2 separate regions of the Mus musculus genome follow, and region 2 is linked to region 1. Evidence: chromatin loops called from intact Hi-C (ENCODE). Cell type or tissue: left cerebral cortex. All regions are shown on one strand. Links, peaks and the distances in the headings refer to the core of each region. The heading gives the core; the rest is flanking DNA. Region 1 has its middle 4.6 kb from the start of Pde7a. Region 2 has its middle 52 kb from the start of Dnajc5b.

What was found. A loop is a pair of places that touch in the nucleus more often than their neighbours do. Peaks named below come from ENCODE experiments on the same cell type or tissue, not always from the same donor. Only the 100,000 strongest peaks of a DNase experiment are listed, where the experiment ranks them.
Region 2: a loop joins it to region 1, with 2.5 times the contacts of the local background. A loop is called at or near these places in 6 of 42 quality-filtered maps.

Annotation. Positions count from the first base shown.
Region 1 is chr3:19,313,190-19,318,575 of GRCm38, reverse strand. No RefSeq gene overlaps it. Among named protein-coding and RNA genes, the nearest start is that of Pde7a, 4.6 kb to the right of the region's middle. In left cerebral cortex, for the core only: a CTCF peak has its summit at 2,896; a DNase peak (open chromatin) is centred at 2,903.
Region 2 is chr3:19,454,131-19,459,516 of GRCm38, reverse strand. No RefSeq gene overlaps it. Among named protein-coding and RNA genes, the nearest start is that of Dnajc5b, 52 kb to the left of the region's middle. In left cerebral cortex, for the core only: no CTCF peak of the experiment used is centred there; DNase peaks (open chromatin) are centred at 390 and 2,939.

The DNA of each region.
Region 1 (5,386 bases), core at 135-5,134:
AATTTTATTCTGCTAACATATAATTTATTTCATGGTCTTATAAAATGTTTATATTTAAGTTGTTTCCCTAGAAATAAAATTATTTTGAAATTTTAAAAGAGGTATTTCTTTTTTATTCATCAGTTTGAATGGTTTTAATTTTTTGAGCTAAGAATAAGATGCTGGAATGGATATAAACAGGTTATTTAGAAACTCTTACAGGTTTCTAACTTGAATAACTCTGGACATTAAAGAACTCTGTGACTGTTATGATTTAAACTTGAAAGGAGGATGGCGTTTGGACTGTTGGATCTTTATCTGTGCATATACACTATATAAATTTGCATAATGCAGCCTGAAAAACTTGAAGGCACCATCATCTCTCATCTCTCATCTCTCCTTCAGGATATTTAAAACTATTAGGAAGATTTCCTTGCTTCAGATTTCCATTTTGAAACCACTGTCTATAAAGCTATAGCCAGAGACATTTTAAAACATATATAAATTAGATATGAATGCCAGTTTGTTGCAAAGCACAGATGTAAATATTGCACTGGCTTTCCATTATAGTTCAGAAGAAAACACAAGTCCTCCAACAGGCCAACAAGGGCCTTCAGTGGCCTGAGCTTGCCTGCCTGCCCTGCTTCTGGATATTAGGCTCTCCCTATCTTGGAGCTACTTATGCACTAGACATCTGTACCGGGTCTCTCGTTCAGGAAAGGCCTCTTCCCAACCCTCAGGTCTTGTCTAACTCACTTCCTCATTCATAGAGGTCTGTGATAATGTGTCACCATTTAAGGAAAGCTTCCTTGGCCTCAGGGTCCTGCTTTCTGGTATACCTTTTGCTGTCATGGTACCAGCTATAGTTTGGATAAGTACCTTCCAAAAGCCAAGAGGGTTTTCAGCCTATGGTGCCATTGAGATGAGACAGACCACGTAGGAGTTCATTCTGAAACATGCCCTAGGAGGTTGGTCTGTGTCCTTTGCAAGTTTTTAACCCAAATCGGGAGAGCAGCTTCATATCATAGGATATGAAGCTCCTTTGCCACTGGCGCAACAATAGTCTAAACAACCATGGAATGAAAACAGCAAAACTGTAATCCACACAGATCTTTCCATTGTTCTCCTCGTAAGCTTCTCTATCATAGTCATGTGCTAGTGACAAAAAGCCGAGTAAATAAAGCCCCTAGTAACACCATGTCAAGTTATACAATCCCACACTTACTTACTTACACATGCCCCCATTACTATGTGATGTCATTCAGGCAGGGACCACTCTCTGGCTTATTTTAGATACCTAGGAGAATATCCAAACACTTGTGGCTATTTGGTAAATATCCATGGAAAATACAAATGTATAGAGAATCTGGGGATTGAAAAGGCACTTGAAGGTATTTTCTCCCCTCTCTTGCTGCTGTAATTGTGCTATAATTTTAAAAGGAAATCTCATACCTGCTTGAGAGCAAGTATCACAGTACATATGTAGAGGTCAGAGGACAACTTGTGGGAGTAGGTTGTTCTCTCTTCTACCATGTGTGTCCTGGGATTGAAATTAGGTCGTCAGGGTTGCTAGCAAGTGTCTTTACCTGTTGAGACATCTCTTTAGCCCCAAATGTCACCATTTTATATACAAGTGACCATTCAATTCAATGATACTTGTGATGAAAACTGTGTAACAGTCAGAGGACGTGCTTTCCAGTGCCCATGTCATCAGGGACTTTTGGTCATGTATATGAACACACACACACATGTACATATAATTTAAAAATAAAAAAGTTGATAAAAACTGCTTAGTAATCCATTTTTAGGTGCACTATAAAAGATCTGTTGTTCTAAGATTCATTCTTTTCAACATTTACATGGCCATTCATGGACAGTGAAGGAAAGGGCCGTCTGCTCTTCATGACTATTCTCCCAGAGATAGCAAGAGAGGAGCCTGTTTTTAGAAAGAGAATGTAAATATCACACAGTCGTTTCAATATTTATAACTAGAGAATAAAATTTGTGATCCCTTTCTGTCAGGTCTCCCAAATCCTTTAATTAAGCAGATGTGTTTTCTGCAGTGCCCTAAACAACAAAACAAAACAACTTTCCCATTTTAAAATCTTCCTATATTTTTAAAGGTTTTTTTCCTATTCTTTGAGAATTTCATATATGTCCCAATGTAATTTGATCTAATCAACTCCCCACTGTGTAAACGTTGCAGCTCTGCCGGGAAAGGCTTCTCCTACAGAAGTGTTACAGTTCTCTAGGGCTGCAGGAAAAGAGAAGGTTTCTCCACCTGAAGTGTTATGGCTCTGCTCTGGAAGGGACAGGTTTCCCCAGGAAAAGCTCTGCTCTGGTGAAAAAGTTACAGCTTTGGACAAAGAAGTATCCTGCCAAGCAGGAGCCAAGGAATGCCACAAAGTCACACTGCACAACCCGAGATCTATTGGAAGGGAAAAACCAAGGAGGGTGCTGCCTCTGCTCTGAGAAAAGCAGCAGGGAGCTGAACAGAGGTCACAGTTTATTTGGTATTTGGGTGGGGTGGGGGGGGGTGGGGGGGTGGGGGGGTGCTTTTCAGGGTGGGATTGTTGGGATTTTTGGGTTTCTGTGGCAAGTTCAGCTGTTTCTTGGCCCTAGTTTTGGGGTCAAGTGAGAATCTTTTGGCCCTTTTACCCCACACACCGTCCCCTCTCCAACTTCTTCTAGATCCCCCCATATTTTCCTCCCACTCCTTTTTTCTTTTTTCTCTTTACAAACTTGAGTCCAATTAGTAATGCCCAAATGCACATGAATGTAGGGCCAGGCCACAGAGCATAGATAACCTTTAAGAGGAGAGGCAACACCTCTTAAGAAAACTGACTCTCCTTCTTTAAGCAGCCATTATCTACCAATAACTATGAGCTAGCAGTGGGGCCTCATGAGCGCCCCCTACCTCAGACACACACACAGATGTAGGAATGTGGATTGGCTTGATTCCGTGCTGGTCTTGGACAGGCAGCCTCAGATGCTATGAGTTCATGTGTAGCAGCTCTGTCATGGGTAGGGGACAATTTTATATTTGGCACAGAGAAATGAATCTAGAAGAAGCTTAAAACCTGTTCTGACCCAGAATTAGAACTGAGTATCATTCCTGTATGTTTCCCAGATCTGCTATAACAAATGGCTAGAAGCTGGTTGCCAAAATAGCAGATGTTTAATTCTTCATTGTTATGAAAAGTATAAATCCAAAATTGAGTTGTTGCTCCCTCTGAATGTTCTAGAAGAGAATTTCCCCCTGGGGCTTATAGTAAGAGTTCAGTTATATTGGAAGCTGAGGCTGCCACTTGGCCATTCTGGACCATTCTGGACTCCTAGTTAACTCTCAGAGCCAGGAGGGGATGCTTATGTCATCTCCATAGCTACACAGCCAAAGAAGAAATGCAGGAGACTTTAGCACTGTGCTTGGTACTTGGTGTTCAGACTCTGTGGGTAAACTATAATACTTCCTATAATAGATTGCTCAGGGAAGGTTTGGTCCACTCATAAGGCAAGGAACCTTACCAGCTAAGACATTTCCTGAAGGCAAACTGAGTATGCAATGGTCATGATAGAGAGAGAGATGGCATTTATGAGTGATAGTCATCTGAACACTAGCACATGCAGTTACAAGGACAGACGACAAGAGGTATGAGTATTTTGACATAGATCTGTACATCTTAATCAATTATTTTCTACTTCTCTCTATCTCACTCTTCCAATACTGGTTAATGCTAGGTAGCCTTATACGCTAGTTTTTAAGTTTCAGAATATTAGGGAGGTTCTGTCATTTGCCACATGTAGGAATGAATGTAACTCAAAGACCTTATAATCTCTTTTGGATAGGGAATGATCTGGCTAGAGCTGTACAAGAGAAAGCTACATATTCCAGGAAGAAGTATGAAATGCTTAAGTGATCATGGATGTCAGGGTGACATGGATAGATCTGGAGTGATTCTGCCCTGATAATCAATTTTGCTAACTAGGTCTGCATTTCCCAGACGTTGCCTTCTTCCCCATCCCCCATGCCCCATTTTTATGGCTCTGGTTTCAGCTACCCATAGCAAAGACTTGCAAGATTTGAAAGGTGGATATGAAGTCATTATATGTGGAAGGTCTATAGAACATTGTAGACATTGTGCAAATGTCTTGTTCTGTCAACTTGCCTCATGGTAAGGAGTAGTACCCCAGGCCTGAAGCATCTCTATTCTCTGTGTCCAGGGCTAGCTCCTTAGCTAACAGCACGAGCATCTTCTGGGTCACTGGGGTGAGACACAGTGAGGAAACAACAAGGGTTCCAATTTTCTTCTCATAGATCACAACTTGTCCAAGCCTCTGACTTCTTTGCAGCTGCCTAGTGACTTCACACTCACTACCAGACATTGAAGCTGAAGGCTTTCATAAACCTCTTTACTAGGTCCCCTCCCTGCTGCCACTTTAGTGGCTTTTCTATAAGCCTGTAATCATTCCTTCCTAACCTTACCACACCAGCTTCTCCATCAGAAAGCCTGGTATAGTAACACATCTCTACAATAAATCCTTTTTGCACCACTTTTAGTGATTCTGCTTCTTTGATCCATATTCATACTTTGCTATTTCATAGCACTGTACTAAGTAACCATCTTCTTTGGGCAGTTTTAGAATCATCTTGTTTAAAATACACTGGACTATGTTATGTTCCATGGTCATGTTAAAGTGCTGTAAGTCTGTATATTCAGAGGACATTCTTGTTAAACATCCAAGTCTTGTGTATTCCACTACATTATAGTATAGTATAGTATAAAACATACTAGCATATAAAAGTATAAAAGCATCCTTTGTATGGATCTTGATTTTCTTTTCTATTTCTTTATTTTTTGTTGCTTTAGGTAAAGGGATTTCTTTCATTACTTAAGTTTAAAGTTTCTCTCTGTGGTGGTTCATTTTGTGCCATGTTGGTTAGGCTGTAACATCCAGTTGTTTGGCCCAACATAGGTCAAGATGCTGGCAACACTTAATCTCTAGATGTTAAGCAGATTACCCTCTTCAAAGTGGCTGGGCCTTGTCTATTCTGTTAAAGGGTTTAAGAGTGAAGATTTGCACTTTCTTTCTGAAGACTCCAGCATAGAAAGAAATCCTGCCTATCTTTTCAGCCTGGCAGTTTTCTCTTATCAGTTTCAGATCCCAGAATGCAAAGTCCACTATTACTGTCTGTCTGTCCATCTACTCTCTAGACATCAGCTTTAGCAATCTTGAGCCAATCTCTTGAAATCTCTCTTTAACATCTCCCCTCACCCTTTCTGGAGTTCCTCTGATGCACCCTAATGCCTTCCCAACAATACAGAAAACATAATACTGCATGCTATGGTGGAAGACATGGCTCTCAAGTCAGACCAGCGTTTACTAAGGAAGTGACTTAGTTTTGGAA
Region 2 (5,386 bases), core at 301-5,300, 140 kb before region 1:
GTAAAATGTTATTATAAGAATAAAATTCTTCTTCCCTGAGAGATAATTGATTACAGCATTTATGAGGAGACATTGCTTTCTAAAGAGAAATAGAGCCACGTTTGTTTTGCAATGCAACATATGTCACATGGTTAGCCATGCTAGAGCCATTCCTTCACTTCTAGGCACATGCTCTTAAAAGCCAAAGTCCAGTCTTAGATAGCGTCATGAGTATAAAGAGAGCAGCCATAGTCACAGCCAACTCATAGCAAACAGGAATAGGGTGAAGGATGGGAAGAGAAAGCAAGTGAGGGTGTGTAGGGTGGGGAGGGAGGCTCTAAGTCAGTGAGTGAGTCATCGTTCTTCCATTAGCTCTTTAAAGGCCACCACACCCCAGAACTGAGCACAAGTGTAGGTGTGAGTGTGGGCAGGTGGAGGACAAAATGCCCCGAACACATGGCACTTTTTCTTTAACCTCTCACGGCTTGGTGAGGAAGGCTGGTGGTCAACAAGTCTGGTGGGAAGCATACTTGATAGAGGTAGAGAGTTCTGTGGTACTGTAGAGTCCACAGACAGAACACTTCCTTCCACTTAGCACAAGCTGGAATGTTCTCATGGAAATGCTGTGACCTGAAAAGGGTCTTAAATGATTCATAGGACAGATGCAGATGGGACATTCCAGAAAAGGTGTGGTTCTTACTACCAATAAGCACAATTAAAAGAATCAATTATGAGAATAGACACATGCGGTGTTCTGAGGAAGAGCAAACAGACTACGTTCTCGGAACACAGTTTGCATGGAGTGGAACGATAATACAGGCACCAATAGCTAACAGAAGAGAAGCTCTGCTCAGCTGCTGGTTTTCCAGGCTGCCTTCCCCAAGCCCCCAACGTACATTCTGAGAAAGAAACTTGGGGTTTCTGTTTCTGTTTTCTCATATTTAGGACACCGGATGAACACCTAGCTTGCTTACATTAGACCACATTAGATAAGAATTAAGATAAAGGGAAATTAAGTCCTCTGCAAGCTGCAGCATAGGACCAAGCTTATCTCTGGGGACGTGAACTGTTCGCCAACCCATGGCGAATTCATCAGTGATATGAATGAGCCAGTGGACACAGTATCAGGCTCATAACTCTGAGAAGTATATGTATGTGGTCAGTTAGAAACAATATCAAAAACATTTTCTTTGAAATTACAAAAAGCCTAGACATGTTTAAAAATTGTCATCAAAGAATAAGCTCCTGAACGGTAGACTAATAAATTAAAATAATACTAAGTCTTAAAGTCATATTTCATTGCTTAGCTCTCGGTAATTCTCAAAGTAAAAAATTAGAGACAAAATTAATCTGAAGGAAAACAGATTTTAAAAGAGTATCTTTTTCTGTTAAGCTTATCATTGTGATTACGGTTCGGAGTTTCTTGATGTTAAAAAATGCTCTCCAATCACACAAATCTCATATACGTTTGGTTTCATCTCTTTTCCTTTTGCTAACAATGTAAGAGACTGAGCCTGGAACCGTAATGCACTTAACTAAGCTATATTCCCAGCTCTGGCTTTCACTCCTGAATGGGCTCTGAATTGTATATACCAGCCGTTTCAAGACTTGTGTTTTTATTTCAAGGACAACTTAAAGCCTAAACATGGTATCAAAGAAGAAGGACAAGTAAGCCGCACAGCCACTTCCACCTTGTAAGCTGAAATGTCGTAACTGATCTAGATGCATCAACTGTTGCTGGGCACTCAATGGTCACTTAGCTCTGCATCTTGACCAGTTGTAAATCTCTGTAAAGCCTCCATCTACTGTTTAAAAAAAAAAGTAGCTCTTTGGTAAGGAATGAGAGCGATCTTGTGGATATAAGGGTAAGTATCTAGAATACAAGGGCTTTTTGAAAGGCTAGAAAGATGACTCAGCAGTTTAGGACACTGCTCTTACAGAAGTCCTAAGTTTGGTTCCCAGCACATATACAGTAGTTTACAACTATCTGTAACTCCAGTTCCCAGAGTGTCTGATGCTCTCTTTTGACATCTATGGGTATCAGGCATGTACCTGGTGCACACACATACATACAGGCAAAAGGCTCATCACATGAATTAAAATAAATCTAATTTTAAATTTTAAATGCTTTTTATGAACACATTTAAATAAAAAACAACCAAGAAATTTTAATAACAATTTTAGTAATTAAAAAATAATACTATACTCTAAAAAGCTACTCAAAAGATAGATTTTTTTCAATTACATGTACAAAACTTATACAAAGTATGAGTCATGAAGGATTTGGGTGGCCAGCTCTCTGAAGCAAAGAGGCCTCCACTCAGTCAGGAACTAAAAGGGATCATGACTACTCAGAGAATTATTAAGATTTATTATTCTTTTGGATTAAATTACCATGTATCAGATGGTCCCAATTAACCCACAATATACAGCAGGCAGCTACCACATCAGCAATTAGCCTTCTGAAAGCTGCTGTAACTCAAATAAGTGTTTCTCAAAGGCCCTTCCAGCCAGTACTGCTGAGAGATGGTGAAGCCCTGCAGTGAGGCCTACTGGACCGGACATGCTTAGGCTATCAGGTACAGACTCTCAAAAGAATATTGGAACCTCAGTTTTGTCTTCTCTCTTTACTTTTGAGTCACTATGCAATGAATAGACCTCTACAAAATTATTCTAAGAGGAGGGAACCATTCAGTTTTGTTTTTAATAAAGAGAATAAGAAGCATTTTTATTTTCCTGTCTAGAACCAACTTTCGGTGTCCTTCACTCAAATCTATCATAGATATTTATGGCCAAGACAACAAGGCAATGTGAAGAGAAGTATAGTTTTTAGAAGACAAAATGATGAAATTTTTTCATTAATTCTTCCTTCATTGTTACTTGAACTTATCACAAGAAATAAAACACTTCGAGGAGTTAACATCCTTTGGCAAGGCCCAGCTTCAGAGACTTCTGTTTGAGATCATGAGTCATTTCGCACACAAGCCATGAAAAAAAAACATTTTTCCTCATAAGAACCTGGTCCACCCACTTTCTCCTGAGGGAAGAAAAGATGATAAGAAAAGAAAGAAGAAACCTCCTCCTTTCATAGTTAGGGGAAATTTTTTCTTGATATGATTTAATCCATACCTGGAAAGTGTGAATTAAACAGGATATGAGGTATACCCAACACGTTTTAGTTTGTGTCTCCCTGAACCTTTTCGTTTCTGCTCAGTGAACAAATTCCTACCAGCAGATCACTGTATTGTCTGAACATTCCCTTGATGTGATTTCTATTGGCCATGGTGTAACCTTTCCTTGCTTGTTTGCACTTGTCTGAGGGAGTAGATGGAGGAAATTGGACACAATAATTAATTCAGATTTAATAACCAGAGGTACGTCAAGAAACCTGAACTTGACTCTCAAGTTGCAAAAGACACAGTTCAGAGAAAACATGATATGCTCTCTCCCTTGGTATTTTGATGATAGGATTATAAAGTCAAATGGAAATTGCTCCTGCTGTATTATGTTTCACTTTAAACACCCTCCACCACAAATGGCAGCAACACTATAGGTAAAACCCATGTACTTCCTGGACTGTTGATACTACCAGCCCAAATGCATTGTGGACATTCGAAATGGTCTTCCTGTAGGACAAAAAAGAAAAAAAAAATCCATATAGCTTGGTGTTCTTGTGGGACTCTTAAAAGTGAGAATGGGGGGCTGTCTCTGACTCTGTTGCCTTTTCCCCCCACCGAGATGCCTCATCCAGCCTTGATATGAGGGAAGGTGCCTAGTCTTATTGTACCTTAGGCTGTTTGGTTGATATCCCTGGGAGACCTGTTCTGTTCTGAAGGAAATGGAGGAGGAATGGATCTGGGAAAGAGGGGAGGTATCGCAGGAATGAAGATGCCACCTCCATGTAAATGCCCAGGGCTGCTTAGCCACAAAAGCATCTCTTGCAGGAAGGCCTAATAATTAAGAGCCAAGGGTTGCTGGTGCAGACAATGCCAGCCAATCAGGAACTGTTGTTTAGAAGAGATGCTTTCTTGGGACCAATAGGGCGTGGGTGGATGATATTGAAGGAGCTTGCAGCAAGGTTAAGATGAGCTTGTGCGGTGTTTCTCACCTGTTCATCACCACCTCACCTCTAACCCCCAAGGGCAGGTAGAGTGGGTAGTAAGTAGTCCGGGCCCAGGCAACAGGGAGGGACTGAGAAAAAGAAGGAAAGGAAACTGTGGTCTTGGTGTAATACATGAGAGACAAATCAATAAATCAATCAAAACAACAACAACAACAAAAACCCCTAGTGGATGGTAGAACGACTAGATTTTCTGTTTGTTTGTTTGTTTGTTTGTTTGATTTCCTTTCCAATTAGTAATTCTGTAGTGGAATAAACACCATGAACTTAGTTGTATGAAAGGTTGGGAAGACAGAGGCATACATGTGTTGAAGATAAACTAGGCTGGTTTCATGACCAGTGAGCATCGGGTGAGTTTGTAAAGCCTCACAGTGTTTCACAGCTATGACCACATGGAAAATCTCCTGCAGGTTGTCACTTGGCTTCCATCTGTGGTGGCATTGTCCTTAGCTCTCAGCAGGGTCCTGGCTTCTTCTTGTGGTTTACAACCATCCAGCTGTGCTTTTGGCGTGTGTGGCCTCACATGTGGATGATCACTTCATGAGCTTTAGGTGGCATTTATTAAATCTTTCTATAGAAAACACTTCCTGTTGAATACAAGCATCATCTCTCCTCTTGATTTTATTTTTAGATCATAACATCAATATATTTTTTAAATTTGGGGAAATAGGGAAAGCATTCTTTAGAGAATCTCTCACTCCTTAGCACTTACATCTGCTGACATTCGGATGAATAATCTCCTGGCTTGTTTGTTTACATCGGTTCTTCTATGACGGGGACCTGTAATTACACAAGGCGTGCAATGTTGTCCTGTACATGTTGAGGCTTCTACCCTCCCCTTTGTTCACATGTGAGCCCATTTTAACGTCTGCCTACTACTACATAAAGTGCAATTGCTGGAGCTTGCTTGGCCACAGTATTTAGTTTCTGCTTCCATCCTGTCTCCAACACAAACGCTGCTTTTATTATTATAAACACTTTTGTAATGATCACCTTTGCATTGGAGGACTAGTTATTCCCAACACATATTCATATTTATGGGTTACATGCAAATTTAGCTCACAGAGACATTCATATAGGGCTAGTCCATGATACCTTCATTGCCACCGAGTATTATGATATGTCTAATGACATTTGCAGCTTAGCAGACACCTTTGAATGCTAAGACTTATGATTTTCATCTCTCTGGCCACTAGTTCATTTCTTTGAAGACTGGCTCAGTGTTTACACCTCTTCTCTCATTATTTCTTGTCTCTCACAGTCACATTTTCCTTCTCCCACACCTCT